Linked DNA regions of Homo sapiens: all the other regions are linked to region 2. A link is a loop called in an ENCODE intact Hi-C map of the cell type or tissue named here. Cell type or tissue: natural killer cell. All regions are shown on one strand. Each heading gives the region's core, and the rest is flanking DNA. Links, peaks and the distances in the headings are about the cores only. Region 1 has its middle 59 kb from the start of LINC02789. Region 2 has its middle 70 kb from the start of MIR181B1. Region 3 overlaps MIR181A1HG (MIR181A1 host gene). Region 4 overlaps LOC107985243 (a long non-coding RNA gene).

Region 1 (8,201 bases), core at 1,533-5,532, 300 kb before region 2:
AGTATGCCTTCCAGTGATTGTCTTGGCATAGTGGACATGGGTGAGGGGGCAGCTTGTTTCTCACTGGACAATCTTTTTTAAAATGTCCTTGCACTTCGGGAGGCCGAGGCGGGCGGATCACGAGGTCAGGAGATCAAGACCATCCTGGCTAACATGGTGAAACCCCGTCTCTACTAAAAATACAAAAAATTAGTCAGGTGAGGTGGCTCGTGGCTGTAGTCCCAGCTACTCAGGAGGCTGAGGCAGGAGAATGGCGTGAACCCCCGGGGAGTGGAGCCTGCAGTGCCGAGATTGCGCCACTGCACTCCAACCTGGGCGACAGCGAGACTCCGTCTCAAAAAAAAAAAAAAAATGTCCTTGCAAACCACACCGATAACAAGCCCTACTGGATGACTGGCCTGCTCCATTTTCTGTCCTCTCTGAACAACCAAGGTTTGTTTGCCTGAGGGCCATGACTAAGGCTGTGGCCTTTCTCTGATCTTGCTTTTCCTTTTCGGCCTGTTCCTTTTGGTCCCTATTATAAAACACCGAGGTTGCCAGGTTTGATAACGCCTCCAGATTTTGTTCAGGGCCCAGGGCTCACTTTTGGAGCTTTCTCCTGATATCTGCGGCTTATTGGGTAATAAACTTATCTTTTAGGATCAATTGACCCTTGAGAGAGTCAGGTGACAGGGGAGTATATTTTCTTAAGGCCTCCCATAGCCACTCGAGGAAGGCAGAAGTATTTTCTTCCTTTCCTTGAGTTATAGTGGACATCATTGAATAATTCATGGGCTTTTTCCTAATTCTCCTTAGTCCTTCTAGAACACAGGTCAGCAGATGTTTATGACTCCAGTCCCATGATCTGAGTCAAGGTCCCAGTGGGGATCCATACTGGGGATGGCTTGCTGACTGGTAGGGAATTTGTCCCATTCTTTAGCTGTCATTCTATCATTTACTTGACTAAGATACCAGGTATCTCCAAACTCTAGGGCTGCAGCTAAAGCTGCATTCTTTTCATTAAAGGCCAGGGTTTGATCTAACTATAGCATGACATCTCTCCAAGTGAGGTCAAAGGTTTGTCCTAGACCCTGTGGGACATCTATTTACCTATCAGGATCATCTGAAAACTTCCCCAGGTCTACTTTAATCTGCTTTAAGTCAGAGAAGGAGAAGGGTTCATGTACCTGGGTTGGGCCAAATCCCCATCCCCCAACAGCTTGAAGGGGACATAACCAATAGCCTGGGGGTTTTTGCCATCCCTTGGAGGTTTCTTTGCTTGTTTCCTTCTGGGTGGGGGACATTAGTGCAGGCTTATCATTAATAGGAAGGGGAGCTATAGGAAGGCTAGGATATGGAGGTAAGCTGAGAGATCCTCCTATGGAATGTAAATTGCAAGCTTTGCATAGTTATGAATTCTTCTTCAATGAAAAGAAAGCTTGGACATAATGTATTTCACTCCATTTGCCTTCTCTCTTACAGAAAAGGTCAAGCTGCAGGATAGTACTGTAATTTATACTTCCCTCAGGTGGTGGTTTTTCCCATCAGAGAGAGAATATTGGGGCTAGGCCGTAGTGCAGAAAAAAATGAGCTGCCTCTTTTTCAGGGTTTGCGGGTCAAATTGGTCCCAGCGGCTTAGGATGCATTTCAAGGGTGAGCCTGTTGATGCCTGAGTGTTTCCCATCTGAAAGAAAAATACTGCCCATGGTTTTGGTTTGTTTTGCACCCCCCTCCCCTGCTCAAGAACCCACAATGGTCCCTGGACCCTGCTGATCGGAATAGTTGCACTCACCGACGCAGCAGCAGAAACACTTGTTTTCCTCCTAGACCACAATGAGGACCAAGAAAGGTCAGATTTGGTGGCCCTTACTGATGCATTGTCGAAAACCTGCACCCTTGCCTTTCCTCTTAGACCACAAAGAGGACTGAGAAATGTTGGATTTACTGGCCCTTACCGACACATTCTCAAAAACCTGTTAGAGTCCTAAGCATTTTCTCCTGTTAGTATTGGGACTTTACCCCTGTCCTATAAAGATGATATGCTTCAAAATGGAGTGGAGGGCTATATCTTCGTGATGAGTGTTGCAGCTCTTAAAGGTGGTGCAGACCCAAAGAGTGAGCAGCAGCAAGATTTATTGTGAAGAGCAAAAGAACAAAACTTCCACAGTGTGGAAGGGCACCCGAGCAGGTTGCCACTGCTGGCTGGGGTGGCCAGCTTTTATTCCCTTATTTGTCCCCATGCATGTCCTGCTGATTGGTCCATTTTACAGAGTGCTGATTGGTCCATTTTACAGAGCACTGATTGGTCCATTTTACAGGGTGCTGATTGGTCCATTTTAGAGGGTGTTGACTGGTCCATTTTACAAACCTCTAGCTAGCTACAGAGCGCCAATGGGTACATTTTTACAGAGAACTAATTGGTGCATTTTACAAACCTCTAGCTAGCTACAGAGTGCTGATTAGTGCGTTTTTACAGAGCACTGATGGATGCATTTTACAAACCTCTAGCTACAGAAAAGTTCTCCAAGTCCCCACTTGACCCAGGAAGTCCAGCTGGCTTCACCTCTCAATAACTCCTACTTCTGTTTGGAACTCATCTCTGGAATCATCTGGCTTCAGAGTCCAACCAGAGTCAATAGTTATGAATATACCCTTGGTTATTCTGTTCCACACTCATCATACTCTCTTGCATGATCCAGGCCTGGATTTAATATCCAGTCATTTAGTATCTTCCCAAACTTGGACTACTTATTGAACTTTATCATGTGTAAAATGGGGCAATGTATCATGTGTAAAATGGGGCAATGTTATCAGCCTCACTGGATTATTTTACAGATTAAAAGAGAACAAATATAGGGAGTTAAGAACTAACTCTTGAACATGATAAGTGCTCAGTGTATTTTGATCTTTTTCCTTATGTTAATCAAATAACACCTGTCACTGCAGGCTTCATGAGAGTTGGTCTGTTTCTACAAATTATTTTTTATATCTTTTCAATATGTACTTCTTTGTTTTCCCACCATGATAGCACACTGCTGATGTTAAAAATATCACTGAGAACCAATTGATAAATATCAGAGCATTACCTCCCCACAAAAGGGTAATTCAGAGTTTGTAAACGATGACATTAATGGAAAATGCCACTTCAATTACAATTTTTTCTTTTCTGCTTTTTTTTTTTGGAGGGACTTGTTAAGAAAAATTATTCTAAGTTTTAATATTTCAAATTACATAGGATATTACATAGTTTAATCAAATTACATCTTTGCACATCTTGATTGATTCATTCATTTTGAAATATTACTTTAAAATCATGAAAATACAATAATAATTCTCATTCCAGTTTCTTTGATATTTTATCAAAACCAATATCCGTCATCAGTTTGTGGCAATATTTGATTTTTTTATCATGATTTAGTTCTTCTATTTTTAAGAATACATTTATTCTATCATCACATCACATTGTCAGAAGTCTCATAAGAAACATTGTTGAGAACTGTGTGACCAAGTACTTCTTTTAGGGTGTAATTCTTTCAAAGCAAGCTCTAGATTTTAACATAGTTGAATTAGTAGTATTTTTTGGCAATTTAATATGGAGGTATAAGATATTTGCACAAACTTACATATTTCTTAGAGGCTCCCTTCAATGAATGTTTTGAAACCAAACACGTGTATAACATCACCTAAACCAAGAAAGAGGATGTGGCCAGTATGTCGGAAAACCCCACTTATGCCAACTCCAGTTACTATTCTCCACCCCACAGTTGACACCCACTTCTAAAACCAGAGATGTTGCATATCTCTCACCTTTATCAAAATAAAATTTATCATTGACTAATTTTATTAATTTTAATTGATTTCATTAAAACAAAATGATACTGTATCTATTTAGTTGTGTGTGACTTCCTGTTCAACGTCTTGCTTGGCAAATTTAGAACTGTTTTTGCACACAGTTGTAATCAGTTCCTTCTTACTGACATATGGTATTTCACTAGAATTATGAACATACCAGTACAGGAGTTTTGGTAAACATGTGTATGCATTTCTATTGGGTATATCCTTAGAATTTGAATTGCTAGGCTGTAAGGTATGCATACATTTAGCTTTAGAGGACACTGCCAAAGAGCTTTCTATGAGGTTGTACTAAACTATACTAAACTATGTCTCACACCAACAGTATATGAAACTTGCAGTTGCTACAGATCCTCACCAACACCTGGTATTGTCTGTCTTCTCATGTTAACAATTCCAGTGAGGAAGTAGAGGTATCACATTGTGGTTTTTTAACTTGCATTTTGTCAATGAGTAATAAATATGAGTAACTTTTTCTATATTTATTGACCATTTTAATGTATTTTATGTGAATTGTTTAAGTATTTTGTGCATTTTACTATTCGATTTTCTATCCTTTCCTTATTAGTTTGCAGGTGTTCTTTACAGAGTCTAGATATGATTTTTTGTGTGGGGGGTAAATTTTTTGTAGATATACTCCTTCTTTATTTATTTAATGTTATCATTTGATGAACAGAGCTATTGATTTATCTTTTTGCTTTAGTTTAAAACTATTTGTGTTCTGTTTCTGAAATCTTGGACTACTCTAAAATCATGAAGATGATTGCCCATGTTTTCATCTAAAGCCATTATTGTTTTACCTTAACCACATAGACCACAGTCATTTTTAATTGATTTTTGTGACTTGGGTGAGCAGAAATTAAGATACTTATTTTTCTCAAATAAGTAATCCATTGATGCAGCACCTTTATTGGAAAAACTACACGTTGCCCACTGCACAGCAGTGTTACTTTTGTGATAAATTAGGTTGGCGTATATATGGGTAAAACTGTTTCTTAGTGAGTATATGAAGCACATATAGAAAACTAAAGAGAATAGTATAATTATCCCATACTATCCATCACACAGCTTCAATAATTATCAGTTCATGGACACTTTTCATATACTAGCACTCACTTCTTTCCGCAATTCCAAAGATTATATTATTTATCCATTAGTATTTCAGTATATCTTTCTGAAAGATAAGGTCTTTTTTCTAACATTCTGAAATATTATATTATCACACCTAAAAACTAACATTCACTTAATATCACCAAATGCCCACTTATTGTTCAATTTCTGATTGTCCCATACATTTTTAAGGAGGTGTTCATCCAAATTACATTTTTAAGGACTTGTTCATCTAAATTAGAATTAAAAAATGTTTATGAACCTGAGCAACATAGTGAGAGACCCCATCTCTTAAAAAAAAAAAATTGGCCGGTCATGGTGGCATGCGCCTGTGTTCCCTGCTACTCCAGGAGCTGAGGCAGGAGGATCTCTGGAGCCCAGGATTTTGAGGCTGCAGTGAGGTACGATTACATCACTGCACCCCAGCCTGGGTTGTTGACAGAGTGAGATCCCAGCTCTTAAAAAGAAAATGTTTATACATTGTAATTGGTTGATAGGTCTCTTCAGTCTCTTCTAAAAACTACAGTTTTTCCTCTCTCTCTCGTGCGTGTATGTGTGTGTGTGTGTTCTTTGCGATGAATTTTTAAGAAGCTGGTTCAATAGTTCAGTAGAGTGGTCCACATTTTGGATTTTGTTATATTAGTCAATGATTAGTTCCTATTGGAACAAGACTTTTTTAAAAAAGATTGATTTCTAGGTACTGAAACAAAGCAACAGTTACCTCAATATCACCAAAGTGGAGTACCAGCTGAAGTTTGTGCTAATACCTAATGCTTATGTAAGAAATACACCTATTTTTATAATAGGTTTCTATATGCACTGTCCAAGGGCATTTTAACTGTAGCACTATTGACATTTTGTTTGGGCTGGTGAATTCTTTGTTGTAAGGGGATGTCCTACACTTTGTAGGATGTTTAACAGTATCACTGGCCTCTTTACTTTAGATGCCAGTAGCAGGCCCCAGTTGTGAACATATAAAACACTTATTGTCATTCACCCACTGCTTGCCATTTTTCATCCCTATTCTTTATATTTTCTCACCTTGATCTGTTATAAGTTCCTTGAGAATAGGAGCAATGTCTTAATGAATGAATTGGGGTTATTGATCATTTTTATGCCCTTGTGATATTTGCTTCTGAGGACCAAATGAGATAATCCACAAAAGACTCCCTTCGAACACTTTGCAGGGCCCTGGTAAAAGTGTTGGACATTTTTAGATCCTGTTACTGGTTTTGCCTCACCATTTCCTGCTGCATTGTACTCAGTCCACTGCTATTGACTCCTCCATTTCAAACCAAGCATTTTTGTGTAGTCAGCAATGTTTTTCCATTAATTCTTCTTTCCTTCTTCACACAAATCAACCAACTTTTTCCTCTTGACTTAATTCCCACAGTTTCAAGTTACAGCTTTCCCAGCCTCATCTCTCAGCTTCTCATACACTAATCTTTCTGTGTTTCCCACAGTCAACCTCCCTATTTCTACTCCATTTACCTACACTCCCACCATTCTCTCCCCGAATACACTCCCACGCCATTTCTTCTAATTTATGTCTTCCTCTTCTTCTCTATCTTAATAACATTTTCTCTGCTAATTCCTAAAAATCTGTTGATGTATTCCCCTTTGTATTTCCTAACCTTCTACAATAATTTTTTACTACATTATTATTTTTAAAATTATTGAGTGTCAAACCACAACAAATAAGTTTTAAAAAGTTAAATAAGGCATAGGTCCTGCTCCAGAGGATCTTGGAGAAGAGATAACGGATAAAATAATTTCTGTGCCAAGAGGTCCTGTTATAATGATGCCTCTAATGGTGTTGTGAGACTCACAGATGAAGCAAAAAATTTTGCTTTGAAGAAGGTAAATTATATTTAAAAAGTGGCACTTCTATTTTGTCTTAAAGGGTGTTAACTGAGAAAGAAGTAGGGAAAAGGATTCCAGGCCCAGAAAAGATCACAATTCTTTCTTGGTATGAAGAGTATTCCTTAAGATGGATGCATAGAGTCTCTGAAGTTGAGTGCCTAGAATTTTGTTCTATGTGTGCTACTTCATTGGTCTATTTTAGTCAAAAATCTTATACACTCTTCCATTTGGATTGAAATCTCCAAGGGAGGTTGGAATATAAACGGCATCAAATACCAGACTAATCCACTCACTGATGTTTTGAATAAGCATGGCACTGATAACATGCCTCAAGTTCTGAAAGTCATACAGGGCAACACATCACCCTTTTCAGTTGTCTCTAGACAAAAACAATCATCATGCTCTCTTGGGCAACTGATTTTAATTTCAAAATAAAAGATAACGGCTGAGCACGGTGGTACACACCTGTAATCCTCCTTTGGGAGGCCAAGGTGGGTGGATCACAAGGTCAGGAGATCAAGGCCATCCTGGCCAACATGGTGAAACCCTGTCTCTACTAAAATACAAAAAAATTAGCCAGGGGTGGTGGCACGTGCCTGTAATCCCAGCTACTCTGGAGGCTGAGGCAGGGAATCGCTTGAACCCAGGAGGCAGAGGTTGCAGTCAACCAAGATCACGCCACTGCACTACAGCCTGGTGACAGAGCGAGACTGCATCTCTAAATAAATAAATAAATAAATAAATAAATAAATAAATAAATAAAAACAACTGCATAGAATTCTCTTTCATACTGACCATTTTCAATGAAGAAGAGATTTCAATTCAATGAAGATATAAGATAGTCTAATTGCCTTTTTCTCCATGGTTGTGGTCAGCACAAGAGAGAAAATGTCTCAATTTCCTTTATTTCTTACTACTCTTTCCCTTTCTCTCCCACTCCTACTCTTCTTCCTCTCTGTTCTTTCTTCTTTTCTTCCTCTCTTTTTCTTTCTTCTTTCCTTCTTCAATTTTCCTTTCAAATCAGAGATACTATCTAGATGACAGTTGAGATCCTCCTGGCTGGATTGGGTTTGTGTGTGTGTTGGATTTGACTTCTGTGTGAGTGTGTTGGATTTGATTTCTGTGTGTGTGTGTGTGTGTGTGTGTGTGTGTGTGTTGCCTACCATGGTTTGGGAGGAAATGCTGAGAAAACATACTCGAGCTTGTCAGAAAGGCCTGAGTATGCCCTAAGTCTTCTAATTTTTCCATTACTTTTATAATAAACAGTAGACAGCCTTTTATTTATAAGCTAATATGCAAAGGGAGGCACAGTTCATTCCCATCCATTTGCTCTTCTCTGTGCAGTTAGTAGGGTTGATGTGCCTATTCCCACTGCAGAGATGCTTGCTCGATAGCTC
Region 2 (8,201 bases), core at 2,102-6,101:
GTGACTTACTCTGGCAAAATAACTGTTTGTTGCACCCCAGGAACATGTATAATGGGAATGTTTTCTCTAGTGTCATATTCACTGAGATCATGGTGATGATAATGTTTTATGTGTGATGGCTAAATAGATTTCAATTGAATTCCCTTGAAAGATGTATGTTTACAGTCAGAGTTCTCCTTAAATGACAAAAACAACCTATTTATCTTTTCCAGTATTTATTATTTATTATAAATAAAAGGCATAGATGAACTATAGACATAAATTTTGCATGGTGGTTAATTTTATAATAGGAAATTATTTCCCATAATGGCTCTAAATTATATCCTACAAGATTTATGAGCATAATCATGATTGTTAGCCATCATATCCTGCTCTAGAGCGCAACAAACATTTATTGAAGACATATGTGCCTATACCTCCATATTCAAATATTGTATGTTCAAAAATGATGATAGATAAACATATACAAAGGTATGACCTTTGCTTTCCTAGAGTTCAGTCATAGAACAAACATAGAACAGTTGCAACTGGGATGCAAATGGAGATTAAGAGGAGAAAATAATGACTTCTGTCTTGGAGTGGTAGGAAGAGTGGGATGAGTATCTGAGAAAGCTTTACTGGTGATGGGATATTTGTGTTAGGCTCTGTGGTGTGTGAAGGGCACCCTAAGTAAAGGAAAGCACATAACTGGTAGCCACATAGGTAGCCCTGAACCAGAAGCATGGCTACAATGTAGCACACATATTGGAAAAATAAAAGGGATGAAACGGAGCCCTTAAACTGTAGCTGGATTGTAAACAGTCTTTCTTGCCATGCTTTCATATGTGCAACAACAGCAATGACAAAAAACTGGAGAATCCATCCAAATACATTATTTTCTAACTCTGCTCTGAGAAGTCATACGATTTACATGGAGTCCACTGGGGACAAAAATGTGGGTGAGATAAGAAGAAGAATGAGTTCCAGCATCCCAATTCCCATACAGATTTCAGCCAGATATGAGCATCATTTATCCACAAGATGCTATTAAAGAAAGAGTTTTGCTATTTAAGTAAAAATAGGTAAATAAAAGAGCGAAGAAGTTTACAAATCACTACGTTATATTTTTGAAATGAGAAATCCACAGATAAGCAATATTTCAGTTGGTTGGTTAGTTGGTTGATTGGTTGGTTAATTGGTTAGGTGGTCAGTTGGTTGGTTGGGTGGTTGGTTAGATGGTTTACAAAGCCATTCTGACAGCTGTTGCAGAACGTGTTTGAGGGTGACAGACCCCTTGTGAAGGAAATGCAACAATAAATGTGAGAGATAATAGAAACCTAAAATAAGTCAATTGGAAAATGAAAAAAAAAGAGGGTAGACTTATCCAGATGGACTGCTTAGCACTCAATACCGAATTAGAAAGTAAGATGGTTTAAAGGTGGGGGTGTACAACAGGGATATCCAAAGTATAAACCATGGGCTAGCAGCATCAGTATCCCTGATGTCTCAGGGCCACCCTAGACTTCCTGAATCAGAATCACTGGGTCAGGAGCGAAGTGGGAGGAAGTAAAAATCTGTGTTATAACAAATCTGCCCAATGATTTGTATGTGTGACAAAGTTGTAGAAACACAGATATAAAGGGTGAGCCAATATTCCTAGTTTGGTAAATAGAGTGGGTAGTGACTGAAAAAAAAGGTATATTTGGATACCAAGATAATTGTTACAGTTTTGGATATGTCATACTTGATATAATTCAAGGGTATCCAGGTAGCAATTAAGAAATGTGAGTCTGGATCTCAAGACAGGAGTTAGGATGAGTTATTGATTAACCTAATACATGCTGCTTTAAGAGTAAACTCCTACATTTTAGTGTCTACACCTGCAGGCATTTGTTTTTTGTTTGCTTTAGGCCCCAATAGGTATTACTGGTCGATAGGTTTCTGAAAATTACTCTGACTGGTGGCCTAACCAGTTCACCAATTCTCTGACTGGTAGTCTCATCAACCTCAGCGTGCAGGTGAAAACGATCATGGCAGACCATGCATGGCAAGCCTGAAAGATGTTGCTTGCTGTGATATTGTGAAATAGATATTTGGTCTTGGTCCATGTTTCCTGGTGCACAGCTCCTAAAACACTTGAAATCTTCAAAGTGATAAGAGTGTCTTTTGTAAGCTAATAAGATGAGTGGCAAGTGGGGCTCCTAGGTAGCTTCAAGATGAGAGTTGGACACCAGAAAAAGCCAGCCATGATTACAGGGTTAGGACTTTTAGACCCACCTCCCAACCTCCAGGGAGGGAAGAAGGGTCAATTGTTGAGCTGATTATCAATAGCCAATAATGTAATCAATCATGCCTATGTAATGAAGACTCCATAAAAACTCAAAAGGCCGGGGTTCAGAAAGCTTCTGGATAGCTGAACATATGGAGGCTCCTGTAGGGTAGCATGTCTGGAGAGGATATAGAAACTTTGCTCCCCTTCTCCTATACCTTGCCTCCAGATGCATCTCTTCCATCTGGCTATTTATCTGTATTCTTTGTAATATCCTTTATAATAAATGGGTAAGCATAAGTCTCTCCCTGAGTTCTATGGGCCATCCTATCAAACTAATCAAATTGGAGAATAGGGTCAAGGGAACCCTGATTTATAGCCAGTCAGTTAGAAGTAGAGGTGACAATCTACTACTTTTGATTGGAATCTGAAGTGGGTGGCAGTCTTATGGGACTGAATCCTCAACCTATGGGATCTAACACCTGGATTGATAGTGTCAGAATGGAATTAAATTATAGGACACTTAGTTGGTGTTTACTGAAGAATTTCTTCGTAAATAGGCAGAAGCCCACACATCCGGTGTCAAAAGTGTTGTGTTGTGTGACTATGTGAGAACAGGAAAACCACTTGGTTTTTCCCATTTCTATACGGGCATGCCAACTTGAATGGGATAATTCAATCGTTTGGTCAAATCTTGCTGCAAGACAGGTGAGAAAATATGTTCTAGCTGTGAAATCAGGAAGAAGGAGAAAGAGATTTAATAAAAAAAAATCAGCCAGTCCGGGCCACTCTTGGGTACAGCAGTTTGAGAATCAGAAGTACATGGAATGCTTTTTGAAACTGTGGAAGAAGACAGGCTGTTCTATTTAACATGCCTTTTGCCAAAAAGCAGCATAAATATCATGATAAGACATGCCGATATGCTAGTCAACTGATGAGATGTATTGCATAAGCATAAAAAATAAGTTCACAACACTTTCAGACACAAATGTAGAAAATTAGGAAAATAGAAGTAAGGCCAATAATATTCAGGGTAACAGAACTGATTTTGCTTTCTTTTGGAGGACAGCTCATATAGCTAAAGATCTCTTACAGTTTGTTGAGATTGAAGGAAGCACAACTATTCATTAAGAAACCCTATTCTTATCCTAAAAAGTGATTATTGTAAAACAAATGCATACATACTGCTTTCTTGAATAGATACAATATTTATGTAAATATCCTTTTTCATAGTATTATTTATATTTTGACTTTTCTATGAAGCACTCAGTTTGTCTTATATTATCTCATTCCTTTTTTAAAAAATCACATACCTAATAGCTAAGATCGTAGATGAATTGAAAGGTGATAGAATAAGAACTTAGCTGTAAAAGGTTTTTTCCAAAGGCACAAGATAAAATCAAATCAACTCTATTCATATAGAAGGGAATTGAAATTTCCAGTGTTGATCTAATTTGATAGCTGAAAATGATCCATACAGCATTATGTTTTTTTCTTCAGAAAACAATCAGCTTAGTGGTGAGCAGGAAGTTAAGGAACCTAAAATAATTCCTTTATATGGTATGCAGAGCGTTTTTGTCATTTACTTTTCTCCTATCTTTGTAGACTTATTCACTTTATAATTCCTGGCTCACTAGTTTCTCATTGGCATTCTCCCATCCTCATCACCCACCCCCAGCAGGCCTGGAGGGGGCTTCAAGAAACTCAGAAAGCTTTGTAGAGCACATTTGAAAACAACTAAGCAAGAGAGGAAAACAAGCAGAAAGACACACAGGCTAGATTTAGAAAATGGTTTAGAATGTTTTCCTCATGGCTTTTCCTAGTAAGGTAAAGGGCCAAAGTAGTTCACTCCATTGATATTTGAATATTCGCCATCGTAAGGCCTTTCTCACACATGGGATGATAATATTCTATAATTCAGGTATGTGTTATTAGGTATAAAGGAGATAAGAACTACCTGAGACCTAATAGTATTTAATAAAAACTCCAAATGTTCTCTATTTTGTTATCATTAGTTCCCGTGACAGCACTAGATGAAATCTCCCAGAAGAGGGAGCTGTGGTCGACTGGAGGTTTGCCCTCCCTCTACTCAGACAGGTCACACTGCTAACAGTGGGCTATGGGTTGCTATGGTTATCACAGAAGGCTGCTGAATAGGGAGGGAACTGTGACAGCTGCTGTAATGTGGAGGGGCCCTTAACCCCTGTAAACTTTTGTGAAAGTGGTTTCCTTTGTGATGAGCTTGAGATATTACACTGCTTACTTTCGTGTTGCCTGTGTATATCCTGAGGTCAATAAAGTTTCCTAAGATTGTGTGACCCAGGCTGGTGTTTGCCTTCAAAACATTACCCTGGCAACCAGAGGGAAGCCTCAGCTACAGAGAGAGGTAGGGGCATCCTAGTGACCTTTTGTCTGGAATGTACCTCCCTCTCTTCTTGAGAAAATTCTAATCATATTTCAAATGTCATTTCTTTTCCTGAAGTTTTCCCTACTCGTTCCCCCAGACCATCTCAGAAAAATCACTTCCCCTTCTGTGTTCCTATTGAGCTTTAGGCCAAATTGCAAACACAAAACAACTACTTTAAGTTGAAGTGGTAGAAAAGGTAGCTACACAGCTTTGCAAATTTAGTGTCAGCATATCTTCATCTCTCAAACTCAGGTGGGCATCTGTTTTTCCTAAAAAAGCCAGGATAGGACAAAGTCTATTTCAATTAAACTGTAGGCCAAAGGGATGTGAGGAACGCAAGATGCAAAGCAGAGAAAAAAAGTCACACAAATAGAAAGGCTATCACTGCATCAATAATTCACCAGTGACAGGCCTTTAGAAGGTTTACTGGGAAGAAGTAACTCAGTTATATACAAAGAGTAAATAATCTGAATTTAAATGAATACCAAAAATGTCAAAATGGGCAATTTTTCTGCAAATAACCAAGAGAAACCCTAAAATAAAGAACTCATATTCCAATCCAGATTAATACTTATCCAGAAAATGTTGAGGTCTTGTACTTCAAAGAAAAAGAAAGGAAAAGTACCTTTAGTTATGAGGGGGTTTTTGTTTGTTTTGGTTGTGTTATTATTATATTACTTTTTAACTAATGTCTAATAATGAAAAGTATAGTAATAGCTATTAATAAAATGTACTGATAGCTTATGACGTGCCAGGTACTGTATACTAAGGACTTTACATCAACTATACAACTAAGTATTTTTATTGTCGATATTTTTCAAGTGAGAATATTGAGACCTAGAAAGGTTAAGTTACTGGCTGAATGTGTCAAAGCAAGGTCAGTTACAAAAGGTAGGATTTAAGTCATGCATTCTGGGTTAAGAATGTGCTCCCTTCACCTCACTATTATATTCTATTGTGAGGACTTTTATGTGAATGTCTATAATACTGTTTGCCATCGTCATAATTTGTATCCTCAGTGGAGGAGAAGACAGGAGCAAGGTCCAGGGCACTGATACCACAAAGCAATGAAATTATTACTGATGGGGCAACCTCCTCCAAGGGAGATAAATGGATGGGTACAAGAGGACAATGAGTTGACAAGGGACAGAAGAATTTTCTAAGCCAAAGAGAGCAGAATTGACTGAGTGGAAGCATAAATCAGTGCCTTCCTATGAGCAGTGGCTTTGAGACCCAAGCTAGTTTCCTCATGCTACCCCATGATGTCAGAGTGCTTTGTTTCCAGGTGTCGGGATGAAAGAGAGAGTGGAGAAGGTACACCTGTTGTTGACTGACTTAGATAGAAGTTCTCTGCTCACTGTCCTTCAGTGAGAATTGCTCACATGACCAGATCCATATGTATGTGGGAAAAGAAAACATGGATATTTGGTGAGATCTGAAATTCTAACAAATCTATTAATGGTTATAACCCAACAGTTGATTTGCTTTCTGCTTATTTCTCCAGCCCCAATCTAACCAAACCAGTCTTCTCTTCATCTCTTTTTTGACACCAAGACTCCACTTGGCAGTCTTCTCAAGTATTGTTTCCCTTCCTTTTTCAGTAGCTAATTCCTGCATATCCTACAGAGTGCCTTTTAATTATATCTTCAGGGAAGCATTTTTTGGCTTGACCAAATCCTAGATAAGGTTCTCATAACACCACCTACCATTTTTGATTTCAGTATCGATTTTATACTTTGTAATTATTTGACTAAATTTTATTCTCCCCTTCCACTAATAGACTATAATTTGAATAGGAGCTGTCTTTTTGGTTCATTGTTTTGTTTTTAGAGATTTACAATAGTAGATACTTAATAAATGCTAGCTGACTAAATGATTGACTGACTGGCAGAATAAATAAATACATAGTATCTTTATTAACATTTTATCACTAGAAGCTTTCAAAGAGTAGAAAATCATCCGTCAAAAATACTATAGAAGAAGTGGTATTTGAACTCAATGGATTATTCATTTTTTTATTCATTACATACATTTTGAGTGTCTGTACTGCTAGGGATTATGAGGCACTGGAGACCTATTTGGAACTCAGATAAACTTTCCATGAATCACCATGCTTACCCTCATCTGGTCTTTGAACACTCTTCCTTCTACCTGGAGCCCTCCTTCACTGTGCCTTTTTCTCTAACTAATTCTTAAATATCCTAGGAGTCTCAGCATAAGTGAATTTCATCCGGGTACATCCATGACTCCCAAAATCTGTTTTTATTAAAGGCATAGCTCACTATCTATCTCTTGTATGTTAGTTATCATGGGGTATATAGGATGAGTGAAAACAGGTGTGGCAGACCACTGCTGCTCCCCCAATATCCACCCTTCTTCACTTACATATCGTGGGCTTTTAGCTGAGCACAGAGCCACCCAGCTAAAGACCACATTTTCCATCCCTCTTGCAGCTAGGTGGCTTCTTGCAGCCGGGTGGCCACATGACTACACATTGATGAAAGAGATGGGAGTAGATGTATGTATGATCCTTTCAGGTCTTTTCCTTGTTTATGATTGTCCATAAAGTCCCATGATCCCTTCTCCCTTTCTTCTGGCTGTAGTATAGCAAAAATTGGAGCAGACTTCTCGGGCCTATAAGTGTGGGGCATGGCCCTACCAATCCACAAACATACAGGATAGAAATGCACATTTGCTTATTTATTTCATTATACTTTGGGGTTTCTTTGTTAACAGAAGCTTAGCTTGTACCTGACTAGTGCAACAGAGATCATATTTGTATAGTTTATCTTTGTATCCACTTCTTGATGCATTGGATCTGGCAGATAATACTTATTGCCTAATAACTACTTATTGAATAAATGAATGAATGGTTTGGTAATGTCAAAATGAGGAGTGTGATGATTCAGGCTGGGAAATGGCCAGTCACCAGGTAACAATATGAACCAAGAAATACATATTAGGCTTGATTATTCCTTGCATAGAGAGACACATAACCTAGATGAATATATATTTATATATGATATATATATTTAATAAACATTATATATTTCAATAAATATTGAGTACATTATATTAAATATAATATAATATAATATATTATACTTAATATGTACTATATTATATATTATATCATTCATATTATTATAATTTAATATGTTATGTCATTATAATATGATTTTATTATATTATACATATCATTATAATATAGATTTTATATATATAACATATTATTTTCCTTAGAGGAAATCAGTTCATTATTTAAAGACTGAAGGAAAAATTGAGATGCATAGGCTGAAAGGCAGAGAATAAAATAGATTTCAGGAAGTTGTTATTAACTCTTTGGTGATTTTTCTAAAAAATGAAAACTCATATTTAAGTAAATGCAATCTGTGAGAATCCTGAGGGACAGTAGTACAGTTTCTTTCTTTATTCTTTAATAATTTGTGTTTCATTTTCCCTATTTGAGACACTTGGCTTAATTTTGGAGTTCCATGTTTACCTCCCCAACTTGGCAGCAGTACCTTGTCGTAGACTCTTCAATCT
Region 3 (8,201 bases), core at 1,662-5,661, 130 kb before region 2:
TGTTTCCCTATGGCTCATCTGTTTAGTATTTTTATCTCCTTTACCTGTTCAACACGTTATATTCTGCTATTCCATCTAAATAGAACAAATGTTTCAAAAAAAATACCAATAATGGCTGCAAATTTAAAAAATAATCTCACAGTGTTTTAGTAAATGTACTGAGCTTGGCTACAAGACAGTTCACAGTAGCACAGAAGTCCAGCCTGTAGTGGCTTCCATCCAAATCAATGTAGCCACAAATAATCCTTGCAAAAGGATAAAACTGAGTCCAAGGACAGTGTTATCAAATTGTTACAATGTAGTCACTTTATAATCAGTCTCAAATGTTAGCTCAGGGGAAGTCATTGGGCATCAACATAATTCATGTTCTTATGGTTTAAAAAATAAAAACTGTAGATGGTCTCAATCTTGGATCAAGGTTAATGGAGTCTGTCAAGGATTAAAAATATGTACTTAGAAATCCGAAAATCTCACACCTCTCAATTTTTTTTTGGCATTTTCTAAAATTTCCATAAACAACTAAAGTTCGGTTTAGTTAGAGACTTGGTTGGACTCACAAGTCCTTCTCTTCTGTCCTGTGACTCTTTACGCATTAATCAACTGAAAGTTACAAGATGTGAAAGTGTGACTCAAGTCAACTTCTCTCTTAGACAAGTAGTGTTAAGTCATTGCCCGAAAATTTTCTTGTTGGTTCCCAGCTTTCTAAAAAAATAGTTCTTGATTTTATGTCAGGTAGTGAAACTCACTATAGAAACTCATTTATTCCATAAACAACAGAACAGTTTTTGTTATTTGCTAGATCTGAAATAATTTCTAATATACTTAAAAATATTTATGCATTTTATATATATATATATATATATATATATATATATATATATATATATATATATATTAGATATATATATTAGAAACTAGGTTGGCCAGGCACGGTGGCTCATGCCTATAATCCCAGCAGTTTGGGAGGCTGAGATGAGTGGATCACTGGAGGTCAGGAGGTTGAGACCAGAATGGCCAACATGGCAAAACTCCATCTCTGCTAAAAATATAAAACTTAGCTGGGCATGGTGATGTGCACCTGTGGTGCTAGCTACTGAGGAGGCTGAGGCAGGAATACCTCAGAATACCTTCATTTTGAAGGTATCCACTATTTTAAAACATGTCTCTAGTGTGTTTATATGCAATTTCAGCCTACTATAGTAGAACTTTTATTGAAGGTCAAATGCAACATAATAGTAGGGAACAGGAAGCAATTGTGGCAAAGTTCTCTACAGTATTGCCCTAAGTTCTAAGAAATTCTACAATAAATTTGAAATTGTCTGCTGAAGTCATGTTGACTTCCATTATTTATCCCTGAAAAACGAATGAGAGTTCCAAATGTTATTGAGTAGTCACTGCAAAAGTCATTAAAGAAACCAAAAACTATTATTAGAAACAGTTTTGTTTGTGCTTTCTGTTGGTTTGTGTTTGGTTTTGAGACAGGGTCTTGCTCTCTCACCCAGGCTGGAGTATAGTGGCAAGATCATAGCTCACTGCAGGCCTGGCCTCAAGCAATCCTCCACCATGGCCTTCCAAAGTGCTGGAATTGTAGGCATGAGCCACTGCACCCAGCCAGAATGTCTTGTATTTGAGTACCCATTTATAATTTTTCATCAGTTTTTTTCTTCAGCTTCCATACTCATAAGTGATATTTGAGTCACGAATTCAAGCATTCATATATTCATTTTTTTAACTATATAAGTAAAGAGTAAAGCTAATTTACTGATTTGTCCTTGAGGAGTAGAAGACAAAAGAGGAGATGCTGACCAAATTCCCTAGTTAATTTTCAGGGTAGGAGAACAGAGACTGGATCACTGTGCTACCTTAATTCAATATCTATTAATTAAGGCTTTGTTTATTCTAAACACTGCACTACACAGGTAGGAGGATATAAAAAATATGAGAAAAATGTATTATCTGCCCTTGATGTATCCATAAGTAAATTGATTCAAAATGACATTTTAAAATATGAACCATAATTAATTCTTCTTTTATATTCAAAATATATCTTCTGCATGTTTGCAGAACATTTTATTATAAAAATCGTAAATTTGTGGATAGCAATAAATTTCAGGGAATTACATTTTTTAAGTTGTCCTTATTCAATACTTTGCTAATATAATTGATATTCATAATGATGACCAGAGGAGTAAATATTCTAAAGATTTAGAATTATAAAAATAAACACTAAATTGGCCAGGCACAGGGGCTCATGCCTATAATCCCAGCACTTTGGGAGGCTGAGGCAGGTGGATCACTTGAGGTCAGGAGTTTGAGACCAGAGTGGCCAACATGGCAAAACCTCATCTCTACTAAAAATATAAAAATTAGCCGGGCATGGCGGTGTGCACCTGTAGTGCCAGCTAGTGAGGAGGCTCAGGCAGGAGAATTGCTTGAACCTAGGATGCGGAGGTTACAATGAGTCAAGGTCACACCACTGCACTCCAGCCTGGGCAACAGAGTAAGACTCCATCTCCAAAAAAAAAAAAAAAGGAAAATAAAAAATAAAAATAAACACTAAACTATGTTTAGTGTGATATTATAATAAAATCTAGAGTTTTTAAAATGAGACTCCAAGAATTAATCAAATGTATCAGTTTCAGAAAAAAACCTGCATTTCTGTATCAATATTTCCTATGACATTCTTAGGGCATTTTATTAAATCCCATAATTACTTCTTTCTCTGATAGTATGTAAAAAATGTTGTTATTAGTTTACTAAAGTAATATTTTCCCCAGTTCTTAAGGATGTGCATGCCATGAAAGAAAAGAAAATCACCAAGCAGGGACATTTTCTATGTGATCAAAGAAGTAGCAGCTGCGGTAGGATGTTTGTTCCAATAAATGTACAGGCCTTTGGAAGAGTTCAGATATACTACAAATAACACTGGAATCTTAACATTCATTCATGTCATTCTCAATGTTTCAGGATCTATCTTCATCAAATCAATGATATCATTGAGAGTTTAGATGGGCATAGCATAAATACAATTAGCATAACCACTGACCACATGATCTGATCCAATACACTATGACGTATGATTTCCTCAAGAATCTTCAAGATTAGGACGGTGCTCCTTTTGACACCCTATGCCACATAGCTTTTTCAGCAAACCTTAGACCTAAAAACTAGTGGTTTCAGAATCATTTCAGAGCAGGAGAAGTGGTAGGATGCCATGATGCTCTTGGAGCTAGACAGATGAAGACAGAATACTCTCATCAAACTGTAAATTCTGGAATGGCTTGGACTCTCATAGCAGCAGTAGTTTATGGAACCACTGATTTTAGAAAATTGGTCATCTGACACCCTCCAATTGACAAGTGAGTTCTCACCACTTGTCATGTTAAAACTTGGGACTACATTTCTGAGATTCTTGTTCTTACCACTGAAGCTTGATACTAATTCCATCCCGTTCATCAATGTCACCATCATTATCTTTTTATTTCTCTATATGCCAAACAAATGTGAAAGAGCTTAGTTTGATTTTTTACTGATCCACAATTAACCTGAAGAATACAGGCGTGCCTCAGAGATTTTGTGGTTTCAGTTTCAGACTACTGCAATGAAGCAAATATTGCAATAAAGTGAGTCACATGAATTTTCTAGTTTCCCGGTGCATATGAAAGTGTGTTTACCCTATATGATAATGAGTTAAGTGTGAAATGGCATTATGTAAAAAAATTGCATATCTTAATTTAAAATATTGTTAAAAATGCTAAAGATTGTCTGAACCTTCAGAGTTGTAATCTTTTTGCTGGTTTTGGGTATTGCTTCAATGTTGATGGCTGTTAACTGGTGAGGTGGGTGGTTGCTGAAGTTTGGGATGGCTGTGGTAATTTCTGAAAATAAGACACCAGTGAAGCTCAGCACACTGATTTACTCTTCTTTTCATTAAAGAGTTATCTGTACCATGCAATGCTGTTTGGTAGCATTTTACCCATAGTAGAACATCTTTCAAAATTGAAGTAAGTCCTCTCAAAATCTGCATCTGCTTTGCCAACTAAATTGATGTAATATTCTAAATCCTTTGTTGTAATTTCAACAATATTTACAGCATCTTCACCAGGAGTAGATTCCACCTTAAGAAACCACTTTCTTTGCTTGTCCATTAGAAGCAGTTCCTCATTCATTAAAGTTTTATCATGAGATTGCAGCAATTTAATCACGTCTTCAAGCTCGGCTTCTAATTCTTGTTGTCCTGCCATTGGCACTACATCTGCAGTTACTTCCTCCACTGAAGTCTTGGAACTCCTCAAAGTAATCCATGAGGGTTGTAATCAACTTCCTCTAAACTCCTGTTATTATTAATAATTTGACCTCCTCCTATGAATCACAAATGTTCTCTACGGCATTTACTATGATGAATCATTTTCAGAAGGTTTCCAATTTACTGAGATCCCTCAGAGGAATTACTATCTGTGGCGGTGATAGCCTTACAAAATGTATTTCTTAAATAATAAGATTACACCTTGATCCATGGGCGGCAGAATAGATGCTGTGTTAGTAGGCATGAAAACAACATTAATCTTCTTGCATTAGAGCTTTATCAGAGCTCTTGGGTGACCAAGTACATTCTCAATGAGCAGTAATATTTTAAAAGAAAATTATATTTCTGAGCAGTAGGTCTCAATAGTGGGCTTAAAATACAGCATGTCAACCATACTGTAAATAGATATGCTGCCACCCAGGCTTTGTTGTTCCATTTATAGAGAACAAGTGGAGTAGATTTAGCATAATTCCTAAGGGCCCTAGAAATTTTGGAATGGTAAATGAGCATTGGCTTCAAATTAAAGTCACCAGCTTCATTAGCTTCCAACAAGAGAGTCAGCTTGTTTTTTGAAGCTTTGAAGCCAGGCATTGACTTCTCCTCTCTCACTGTGAAAGTTATAGGTGGCATCTTCTTTCAATAGAAGACTGTATTATGTACATTGAAATTATATATTTTTAGTGTAGCCACCTTTTTTAATTATCTTAGCTAAATCTTCTGGATGACTTGGTGCAGCTTCTACATCAGCACTTGCTCTGTAACTTTGCACTTTTATGTTACAGAAACAGTTTCTCTCCTTAAACCTCATGAACCAACCTCTACTAGCATCCAACTTTTTTCTGCAGCTTCTTCGCCTCTCTCAGACTTCATAGAATTGAAGAGTTAGAGTATTGCTCTGGATTACGCTTTGGCTTATGGGAATGTTGTGGCTGGTTTGATCTCCTATCCAGACCACTCAGACTTTCTCCAAATCAGCAATAAGGCTGTTTTGCTTTCTTATCATTTGTGTGTTCAGTGAAGTAGCCCTTTTAATTTCCTGGAGAACTTTTCCTTTGCATTCACAACTTGGCTAACTAGCACAAGAGGCCTAGCTCTTGGTCTGTCACAGCTTGCCACATGCATTCCTCACCCAGTTTAATCATTTCTAGCTTTAAATTTAAAATGAGAGATGTGGTTCTATCTTTCACCTAAACACTTACAGGCCATTGTAGGGTTGGCCTAATTTCAATATTGCTGTGTCTCAAGGAAGAAGCAGGCCCAAGAAGAGGGAGAGAGACAGAGGAAAGGCTGGTCTGTGGAGCAGTCAAAACACACACAACATTTATCAGTTAAATTCTCCATTTTACATAGGTGCAGTTCATGTACCCGCAAAAATTACAACAGTAAATATAAAAAATCACTGATCATAGATTGCCATAACAGATAAAATAATAATGAAAAGTTCTGAATTATTGAGAGAGTTACCAAAATGTGACAAAGAGGCACAAAAAGAGCACATGCTACTGGAAAAATGGCACAGACAGACTTGCTCAATGCAGGGTTGCTACAAGCATTTTATTTGCAAAAAGCACAATTTCTGCAAAGTGCAATAAAGTGAAGTGTAATAAAATATGGTATGTCTGTATTTTGGCCAGATGACAGAATTATACTTCCTAGAAACTGGCCACATAAACGTCAGGGGTTTTATTCTTTCTATGGGGTGAACCTGGAAGATGTAACAAATGAAACTGCTAAAAAGATTTTAAGCTAAGATGGTTTTTAAAATAACAGCTGGAATTGATTTAGAAAGCAAATGAAATTGCAAGGAGATAGCAAAGGAACACATTGTGACGACTAAACAGAAGCCATGCATGGGGTTCTCTGATCTAGGAATCTGGATGAAGCTGGGGAGGCATTCAGAAGCAATAGCCACATTTTTATATGGGTCATAGAGACTCAGGTGTGCAATGCCAGCTCCAAAGAGATTTCAAGTGCCATGAAAGGCAGCCCCTGACAGTCTATGCTCTCTTCTTATTTTTGTGGAAATGGCACTCCCGTAGGATTCCCAGCAGCTATGATAACAACTGCCATGGTGCTCCCCCCAGAGTATGTCATTCTTTCCCATTAACACAGCTGATTGTCCCTAATGACTTTTCGGTATCAATATGGTTCTTTATTAGCCACTTCTAAAGTGTTGACTTTGACATATGTATAGTCTCAAATTATGTTTTTTAGAGTATAATTGTAGCTCATTGTCCCTAATACAGCCAGCTTCAAGAGTTTGACTGAATTGCTATAGCTTTTATGTAGTTCAATGTTAGATGCTAGAGTGGTTATAGGGGGTTTCAATTACTGAGAGAGTAAATGAAAAGGTAGCCTTTTTTTCTGCTCTTGATTTTGATGATTTTTCTCATTGGAGAGAAATAGTACCTCTGAATTAATGGGAACACTATAGGAAAGAATAAGGAAATCATAATTCAGAGCAGAGTTACCCTCTGCTGAGACTCCCTGTGTGCTTTACTGCAATGAGAATTTAAAAAGATTTATTAAGGGTAAAATATGTCAATTTTGTAAAATAACACAATCTGTGGTAAAATAGTTTTAAAAAGAAAGTTGTTGAAGTTGTTTTCTTTTTTGGTCAAGTTTATATTCCTTCATCGAGCAAAATCCAGGTGTTTGCCATCAAACGTCTTAATCCGTATTCTTTTGACTTATTTTCCTAATTTAGGTACAGATTATCATTTTACCTCAGAGACATGAAGTGTCAGCACAATTAATTGAAACAACTGATTTGTTGTTTGAGAAGAAAAATAAGAATATGATAATTAGGCCCTACTGCACACATATTTCTGAATCACAATTAAAAAAGAAAGTACCGAAACAGTAGTATAAAATATAGGTAAATATGTGTTGATAATACTTCATTCCACTCAGAAAGCAAGGTTATATTTGTTTCAAGCCATGCATTAGATAGTTGAAGTTCTTGAGGAAGTCAATAAATAGCACCCTTCTTCCCCACTCAAGTTCTGAAATAAGAAGCAAAATAGGTGGAGGCAGAATATCACCTTTATTATTGCTACAGCTGATCATTTTGAAGAATGTGACTCACACCTTCAAGTATGTGGGCTGAAAATTTATAGCATAGAGAGGTCATCTGGGAGGATTTACATTCTATAGGCAATACAAAGAGAGGAAGGGAACATGAGAGTTAGACAGTGAGAGGATGAGGGAGAAAGAGAGAAAAAGAAGATATGGAGATATGCAGGCTCACGTGTCCAGTTTTTCCTTCCCAACTTCCCATTTAAATGCATGTCTGGAGTAGAATAAAAAGGAGAGCTTAAAGTGTTACATTAATGGAACTCATTACATATGAAAAGACAAGAGTAGGGAAAGAAACTTTTCCCCATAAATATATGCATAAAAGAAATAAAAGGCAATCGAATATAAAGTACAAAAATATAGTAAAGTTAAAAAAATCCTAGCTTTATTTCTTTATTTAAATTAATATTCATAAAGATAGCTCACAAAAACCTACACATATATGGTAATAAGTAGATAATTCTCCACAGGAAAGAGTTACCAAAGCTTGAAGTGATTGCCAGAAATCTCCACTTAAAACAATGGGTGAAGAAGAATTGGGGATTTACACAAGAGGCATATGCCCTTCATTCCCCAGGACTTAGGAATAGTGCTCCAAACTGTAGAGGGCAGAGCAAGTTGATTGTCCACCCAAACCAGCTACAAGAAAATTGCCCCTCAACGTCATGTCTACACTCCACCAACTACTTCAACTCTGGTTTCAACATTAAATTAACCCTACATTTTAAGTAAAGGATTTCATTCAACATTTCTACAAAGTCTCCTTCTTAAACTGCCTATCATAAATACTTGAAAATAATAGGACATGGCAAATATC
Region 4 (8,201 bases), core at 2,232-6,231, 320 kb before region 2:
TACAACCATTGCCAAACTCTCAAATTGTGAACTGAAAGGTCTCTGTTGATACCTATTCTATGTGTAGCATCTGTGAATAGAGAAATAACTCTACATCTTGATTTGGGCTCATCACTATCTTTGAAAAATTTTACAAGTTGTTTAGTTAATTCCTTATATCATTACAAAACTCTTAGTGATTGTCCAGCAAGCTGTGGAGATAAGAGACTTTAACCTTATAGTAACCATTTCAGAATGCCAAGTTTAGAATAAAAGTTTAGAACAATGGAGCCCACTTTCTACAAACAACAAAAATCTTGTGTCTACTTTGGTCTATTCTTGGATGTTAGCTCTGGCATCTCATATCATGAGTAGTGTTGCCACTCACTTTGCAATTAAAAAAGAAAGAAAGAAAAAACCTATGGGCGAAGTTCTTGGTTCTAAGAAAAGAAGTCTTGAGATGTCATACATTTTGAAAGTATTCTCATTCATTCAAGAATGATAAAATATTGTTGAAAATTACTTCAAAACCAAAAACACACACAAAAAATAACCAACAAAACAAACCTTTGCTAAAAAATAAGTACATATGTCTGTTTCACAAATAAACAAATAGATGCATTAGAAGGTTAAGTAATTTTTCCACAGTTATTTACTCAGTAACTCTGCAGAAAAGTATTCAGGAGCAGAAATGGAAAATCCTAACTTGGAAAGTCCTGCTTTGATTACTAAACAACAGTTTCCTTAAGGTAACACATGATATTGAGACTAAACAAAATAAACCCAAACATTTTGTGTAAGATAGGGATTGAATTTATAACACAAATGACTTTGCACACAGTAGGTACTCAATAGAAAACTATTCAATAAACTACACTGTGGTTCTCAGTCTGGCTGCACATTCAGATCACCTGAAGAGCTTTTTAAACATACCAAATGCTGGTGCCCATCCCAGATCAACTGAAATGTGATCTTTGGTGGGAGTAAATACTTCTGCTCAAAATATCCCCAAATAGTCTATTCATTTCTTCCTTCTGCTTCTCCTTTTCCTCAGGTTCTTGCAACAGAGAAGGAGACAAATGCATCACACAAAATCACACCGTGAGGGTAGAGGAGCACACAGGGAAGCACTGTGGTTGGTAAGGAGGGAGAGGGAGAAGGAGAAACTGTGGGCAAGAAATCTTACTGTGGTTCCCATGAGAAGGAATGGGCAAGGCTGGGTAAGCAGGCCTCAAATTGGCTATTTTGAATAATTCCAATGGTCTTTAGGATATAAGGGCTGTTTCAAGTTGTCTGGTACCTGGCCCTACAGTGATTAGAGAAGGTGAATAATAGCCTAAAGTGTGAGAGCCCAATAAAGAAGGTGGTTGAGGATATGAGCTCTAGATTGGTTGATTTGCATTTGAAAAGCATGCTCACTGACTGAGTTGTTTACTGTCTGTAGGAATTGAGGTAGTAATATATCTCTCCCTTTATGCTAACCCTGGGTAGGATGGAGAAGTTAGTTTCTCCAGGGTTACCAAGGCCCCAAATGTCACAGTATCATAATATAGAAAATAAAAGACAAGGTTAATACAACTGGCCCTATCATGCTGTTGCATCATATTAAGAAAACGTTGGGGTGATAACAGGGGAAACCTTTAGACAATAGGGCATAAATTGCCTTAAACAGTATAGAAAATATTTTATTATGAGAGTAGAAAAGAAGACCATGAGTAGAAGTATAAGCATTTCTTATAGACCAGCATATAACCAAGTTTCCCATTTATATGGCATTAGTCAAGAAAATAGATCTGAAATTTCCAGGATCTCTAATAATATCTTGGTAGAGTTGCAAAGTGTCAAGTGGCAAAGTGTTCTGGCAGTTATGTTGTTGGAGAGTATGTGGTTGATTGTTTAGTAAATTATACATAAAGATTAGTGATATTTGTGTATCACCAATGAAAATGGTTGATTACTATGATCATGATTCAAGACACAGGGCAGGAGGTTGTTGTGGAAAACTGGAGGTGGGTAATAGAAGAAAGTCCTGGAGTGGGTAGTTCTCTCCTCAAGGGGCCTAGGGTTGATTGAAATGTGCAGTTGCCTCTGGGGGAAAGTAATAATTTCCATTCATTTTTGGAATGTCATAGATAGTAGTAACCTCTATCAGATTTTCCTTTAGAGAGGAGTGTGCGTATTTTGTCATAAAGCAAGGGGTATACCAGGATCATGGGCTAAGCAGACAATGAGACTAAGCAACAGAATCCTCAATGTCAGAGGAAGAAAAGCAATAAATGTCTCATGTCCACTTTGTCAGGGCCTTAGGAGAAGTCCATGTGTGTCACTGGGATGGAGGCTTTGACTTCATGGGTAAAGTCATCTCTGGTGCTGGGGAAGAATTCGTTTCCATTGATGAAATCTTGGGTTGGGGCAATGTCATCCAGGATGTGGGACTGAGGATTGTTTTCAAGTTTATGTCCACTCACATTAATGTGGGTCTTACTTTTGTGGCTGTATGGTATTATAGTGACACGGAGCCATTTGTGTCATTTGGAGGCAATGTTAGGCCTGGGAGCCTGGCTTGCAAATATCTTTCAAGTCAAAGGGATTTTGGGTTCACAGCTAGCAAAGGTGATATTGGCATCATGATGCTGTTGTAATGGACAAATATGCCAGACCCAACTGACACCACTTAAGCCCCCATTAAGGATGGCCATGTCTAAAACTTTCTAATTAGTCCAAGGTTTCTATTAGATGGGTAATGAGAGGAGTTTTGTTGGAATTTGGTTTTGATTCAGATTTCCTAATTTGGTTGTTATTAATATGATGCCAGGTTATATGTCAAATAAAATATCTGTGCCTGAGTTTGGAGTGCCAGCATTAGCCTGTAGGCATGTCTTGTATTTTTTTGTTTTCTTTTTATTTCATTTATTTATTTATTTATTTTGAGATGGAGTCTTGCTCTGTCTCCTAGGCTGGAGTGCAGTGGCGCAATCTCAGCTCACTGCAACCTCCACCTCCCGGGTTCAAGTGATTCTCCTGCTTCAGCCTCCTGAGTAGCTGGGATTACAGGTGCCTGCCACCACGCCTAGCTAATTTTTGTATTTTTTAGTACAGACGGCGTTTCATCATGTTGGCCAGGTTGGTCTCGAACTCCTGACCTCAGGTGATACACACGCTTCGGCCTCCCAAAGTGTTGAGATTACAGGCATGAGCCACCATGCCTGGCCTTCTTTTTTTTTTTTTGAGACTGAGTTTCATTCTTGTCACCCAGGCTGGAGTGCAATGGCACAATCTCAGTTCACTGTAACCTCTGCCTCCAGGATTCAAGCAATTCTCCTGCCTCAGTCACTCAAGTAGCTGGGATTATAGGCATGCACCACCACACCCAGCTAATTTTGTATTTTTTTTTTTTTAGAAGATATGGGGTTTCACCATGTTAGCCAGGCTGGTCTTGAACTTCTGACCTCAGATGATCTGCACAACGCAGACTCCCAAAGTGCTGTGACTTGTATTTTTAGCCATTTGTTGTAGGCCCTTTGCTTCAGTTGTTGGTTTGGTTGGTGATGGGAAAGCTGGTAGAGACTTTGGGTTATAGGGCTTGTATTAGCCAAATTCAATGGCATGTGGGCTTCACCATTGTCCATGTTTAGTTGAAATAATGGCTTACTTAGATGCTTTGAGCTTGTAGATTGCAGACCAGTGAAATCAGAATAATACTGATGAGACCAACAGTCAACAGGATAGTGTACAGCTGCATTTGACAGGTGTTTTGGGATTTGGGTTTTTTTTTTTTTTAAGTTTTCTGTCTGTTCCTGACTGCTTTTACCCTTTGGTTGTTTACCTGATAAACTCCTGGTGGTCCTGGATGACCATGTTCATACATGGTTGCTTCCTTCTCTAGAGTGTACCAACTGACCTCTGAAGGATTTGGATTTACTTCCAAGAGAGTAGTAATGCCTTATAAGTATTTTTGAGGCTCTGGATTTTGAACATAAGGCCCTTGGCATGCTGGTAAGCAGCAGTTCCCAATAAGACATGTGTGCACAATCTGAGTGTTTTACATTATTGAATCAATTGCATGACCTTCTCAAGGGTATTAGGTGGGCCAGGGATAAAGTGTTCCTTTCTTCATTTCTTTTTCTATAAGCATCGTGCCACTGATTTACATGGGTGTGACCCCTTACATCCTGCTTTATCAGGAGACAAATTGTGACAGCAGCAAGGCAAGCAACAACACAAGAGTTTACATTGGCTCCATGTGTGCCTCACAACATATGAGAATCTCTAAACAGCATCCTCCCTCTACTCAATGGAGCAGACTGAAATGTACAAGGAAAATAATAACTTAGTTACCCCGCCACTTGTCAGTAATGCCTTGCTGATTGATAAAGCCCATTTCATATCACTTGGAGGGAAGTCTTACCACATTCCTTTTGGAGGAGACATTGCAAGCCTTAGCTGGTCAATATAGATGGATACTCCTGGGAACATTGTTCAGAATCTAGGCAATTGACTCAGCTTACACTGGGACTGCAGGAAAACTCAGCTTTCAAGTTCTGAATCTAGGGTGGGGATTTATAGTAATGCCTGCCAAATCCAACAAACAGCATTTGCAGCCACAGTGCAAGTGCATGCCAGTAGGTGGCGATACCTTTCCAGGCTGCCACTGACATCTGGTAGAACTACTTAGCAAGCTGTTATGGACTTGAAGTTTATGCCCTACTTCCCAGTTTAATAGGTTGAAATCCTAACCCCCAATGTGATGGTATTAGGAGGTGGCTGGGGTCTTCAAGAGGTAAGTTCAAGGTTTCCTAAAATCACCCTCAGGTTTGCTAATTCACTCAAAAGACTCACAGGACTTATTGAAAGCTATTGCACTCACAATATTTGCTACAGGGAAAGGATAGAATCAGCTAACGAAAGAGACATGTAGGGTAGAATCCAAGAGGATTCCAAATGTGAAGCTCTTATTGTCCTAATGACAAAGAATACCTCCTGGTATTGATGTACGACACTATCTACAGAGTATTGCCATCCCAGGAGCTCACTTGAACTCCCATGTTCAGAGTTTTTACTGGGGCTTCATTAGGTAGGCATAACTGAAGGATTAATTGCCCATATGGTTGAACCCAATCTCCAGTTCCTCCCTCACTATGAGTAACATTATTAGCATAATTTATTAGATGCAGCCCAAGAGGCCCACTGTGTTTCTGTACTATACACGTGGGAGTTTAGAAAAGTCCTGTAATGTCTTTAAGCTTGAGTTCCTTGTGTGTAAAAATTAGAATAATGATTTCTATCTCATAGGTTTGCAATGGTAAAGAATAAATTAATTCATATTTCTCACACATAGTAATTATGCAATAAATGGTGAAGTAATTAGGTCATGAGGGTGGATCCCTCTTGAATGCAATTAGTGCCATATAAAAAGAGACTTGAGAAGTTCCTTCCTCTCTGCCATGTAAAGTACAATGAGAAGACAGACATCTGCAAACCAGGATGGAGGCCTGGTTATTATTTCATTAATTATTAATTCATTATTATTTATTATTAACATATTATAAAATATTATTAATATTCTTCTCTTCCACAAAGTTATTCTTAATTCATTATCCATGCTTTCAATAAATAGTGAGAAAGGAATCAATGTGACCAGCTTATTTACACTACTGTTGGGAATAAACAAGAAGCCATGAAGCATAGAAAAGTGATTTTAATCCCTAATATAACCAGTTTTGAGTATCTAGATAAGTTTAAAGACATCTTCAAGTCCTGATAATCCATAATTCTGTGGGCTCTGTGGCTTTTTTGGTGTAGGAAAAGAAGTGCCTCTTGAAACAAGGACCAGAGTTAAAGTTCCAGCACTACATTTGTTAAGTGTGTGACCTTAGGCAAGTTGTCTATCATCTCTCTACCTCAGGTTTCTTTTCTGTAAAATGGGAGAAAATAATAGCTACCTCAAAAGTATTGTTAAATTTGGAAAAGATAGCATACTGAAAAATACACAGCACAGCACTGTGAATTACACATAATAGGTGCCTAATAAATAAAAATTTTAAAATTTATGTAACAATTAATCTCTTACTTAGTGCCAGTCACTAGAAGGTGTGAATGGTATAGTGATGAATAAAGTTTGATCATTGTCCTAAAAATGTATTTCATCCAATAGGAGAGATAGACAAGCACACCAGGAGTGACCATACAGTTGATAGATCTAATTTTTTCTCTTTTGCCTTTCAATGTAAATGAGTCAACCCCTGAATTTATGGCTTTTTCTCCTCTACTTTCATTAGTTCTTGCATCTGAATAGATCTTTGAAGCATTTACGCATGTAAATCAAATAAATAATTATTTAATTAGTGAAATTTCAGAAAATATAAAATGTAGGCAGGTGTTTTTTTGATAAGGAGTATTTGATGACTCCTTACTTGCCAACAAATAGACCCAAGTGACAATCGATAACTTTTTACCAATCTTCTTTTTCATTATGCAAGACTGATAGACAAATTGGGAGGTCAAAAGTACTAGTTTAATTGAATGCCGACATTTATCTTTTAGACTGTGGCTGTGAATAAATCATGTGAAAAATGAAGATAGCATAAATTAGAAAAGATTATAGCCCCAGATTTGCTTCTAATTTCCAGTCTGATCTTTGTAGGTCTCAGCGAGTTTATTTCCCAGTTTTCTTTTCTACAAATTGAGACTATGAGACATGCTATCTAAGGTCCCCACCAGTGCTATTTTATGGCATTTTGCATATTAAAATAGTGGAGCATTAACAATACATGCACAAAATATAGATTTGGAGAATGAATAATCACATAACTGTATATATGTAATTATCATTTTACTAGAAAAATTGCATAAGCTGATTAGATTTAGCTATATGAGTTTTTAAATAAATTTATCATTTCATATATTGCTCATTTTTCAGAAATATCACCGATTTTTAAAAAATACAATAAAAATATTATCCATTCAACAGAGAAGTGAAACTAAAAATATTAAGTTTTCTATTCATTTCTTTCACTAGTAATTATCTCAGAATCCCAAGATATGCCAAATCTTACAACATTAATATGCTTGCTGTCGAAATTTACTAATTCTTTCAAAACAGCTTTTGTATTTTTTCTTGACTTTATTTGTTTAGACCCTGTGCATTTTCAAATGAACACAATGCAGGTGATGAAAACAAATAGAAAGCAGTAAGATAAAACAAAGTAACAGTAGAGCAAGTGTGAAATGAGAGTTTATTGATGCTATTGTAGAAGCTTTCTCTATCTTGTAGGGCCATTCCATTTTTTATTACTAAATCTGGCAAAACAATGAAAACAATATTCAACACATTTTGAATATTAAGCATTTAACTGTATGTGTGCCAGACACTTGGCTAAGAACTTGACACATATTACCTTATTTAGTCCTTATTGTAACAGTAGTAGTTAGATAGTATTATCACTCCATTTTTCTAATGACAAAACTGCATTAGAGAGATTATATATTTTATCTACATTCCAGAAGCTATAAGAGGCATACTTTAAACCCAGGTTTTTCTGATGCAAAAGCTTACACTCTTACCCTTTTCATATACTGCTTCTCCTCAAAAGTTATCTCTTATAGACAATGACATCTTATTGCAAACCTCTTTGTGCCTATTGCCTGGTACAGCAATAAGCACATAGCGGGAAGAGAGAAGTCTAACACAGGAACATAGCTTTAGAGATTTAATGTTCTAGGTATACAAAGAGAACTAACATCTTGACATATTGGGCGAAAGTTTTTGCTAATATATGTAGTAATTGCTATTTAAAAAGTAGTGCTGTCTGCATGATAGGAAGTCTCCATCCTCATTCTTTAAATAATGGTTTAACAATGATACACCGACCAAAATAGTTTTATGAGGTTTCCAGAATCCAGTTAAGAAGTTGCAATACCTCAGGTGAGCACAAAGCTGAGAAGAGCTTAAATGAAATGTGTAAGAAGAACAATTTCACTATACCTGTGATAGCTCTTGCCCTAAGCCCATACAGCTCAGTATATATAGAGAAAGCCCTGGCATGTGACTCTGCCTTGGGGGAAAGAAAGAGAATCCAACATTCTGACTTTATGGAGCCCTACATAAGAGACTGGTTTCTGTTTCACCTCACTTCTCATTCAGAATACAGATAGAACTGACATGACATAGGTTGGAGGCCTGAAGGCAACTGAGAATAGCAGAAAGTGGCTGGCAGCCTGCA

Evidence for each region. Hi-C counts contacts between places; a loop is a spot of excess contacts. Peaks named below come from ENCODE experiments on the same cell type or tissue, not always from the same donor. Only the 100,000 strongest peaks of a DNase experiment are listed, where the experiment ranks them.
Region 1: it touches region 2 in a loop (2.6-fold over the local background); 2 of 110 quality-filtered maps call a loop at or near these places.
Region 3: it touches region 2 in a loop (2.7-fold over the local background); 4 of 110 quality-filtered maps call a loop at or near these places.
Region 4: a loop joins it to region 2, with 10 times the contacts of the local background. A loop is called at or near these places in 35 of 110 quality-filtered maps.

What each region holds. Positions count from the first base shown.
Region 1 is chr1:199,085,461-199,093,661 of GRCh38, reverse strand. No RefSeq gene overlaps it. Among named protein-coding and RNA genes, the nearest start is that of LINC02789, 59 kb to the left of the region's middle. RefSeq lists an enhancer at 4,021-4,070. In natural killer cell, for the core only: no CTCF peak of the experiment used is centred there; a DNase peak (open chromatin) is centred at 3,701.
Region 2 is chr1:198,785,021-198,793,221 of GRCh38, reverse strand. No RefSeq gene overlaps it. Among named protein-coding and RNA genes, the nearest start is that of MIR181B1, 70 kb to the left of the region's middle. RefSeq lists a silencer at 4,372-4,491. In natural killer cell, for the core only: CTCF peaks have their summits at 4,095 and 4,295 (motif pointing right); a DNase peak (open chromatin) is centred at 4,371; H3K27ac peaks cover 1,508 bases.
Region 3 is chr1:198,915,245-198,923,445 of GRCh38, reverse strand. All of the region lies in intron 1 of MIR181A1HG (MIR181A1 host gene), which reads left to right. Among named protein-coding and RNA genes, the nearest start is that of MIR181A1HG, 18 kb to the left of the region's middle. RefSeq lists an enhancer at 3,502-3,591. In natural killer cell, for the core only: no CTCF peak of the experiment used is centred there; DNase peaks (open chromatin) are centred at 3,155 and 3,585; H3K27ac peaks cover 830 bases.
Region 4 is chr1:199,109,861-199,118,061 of GRCh38, reverse strand. It overlaps LOC107985243 (a long non-coding RNA gene), which reads left to right. Exons shown (of 3, transcript XR_001738357.2): 2 at 1,034-1,118. Among named protein-coding and RNA genes, the nearest start is that of LINC02789, 35 kb to the left of the region's middle. RefSeq lists an enhancer at 1,105-1,611. In natural killer cell, for the core only: CTCF peaks have their summits at 4,407 and 4,607 (motif pointing right); a DNase peak (open chromatin) is centred at 4,601.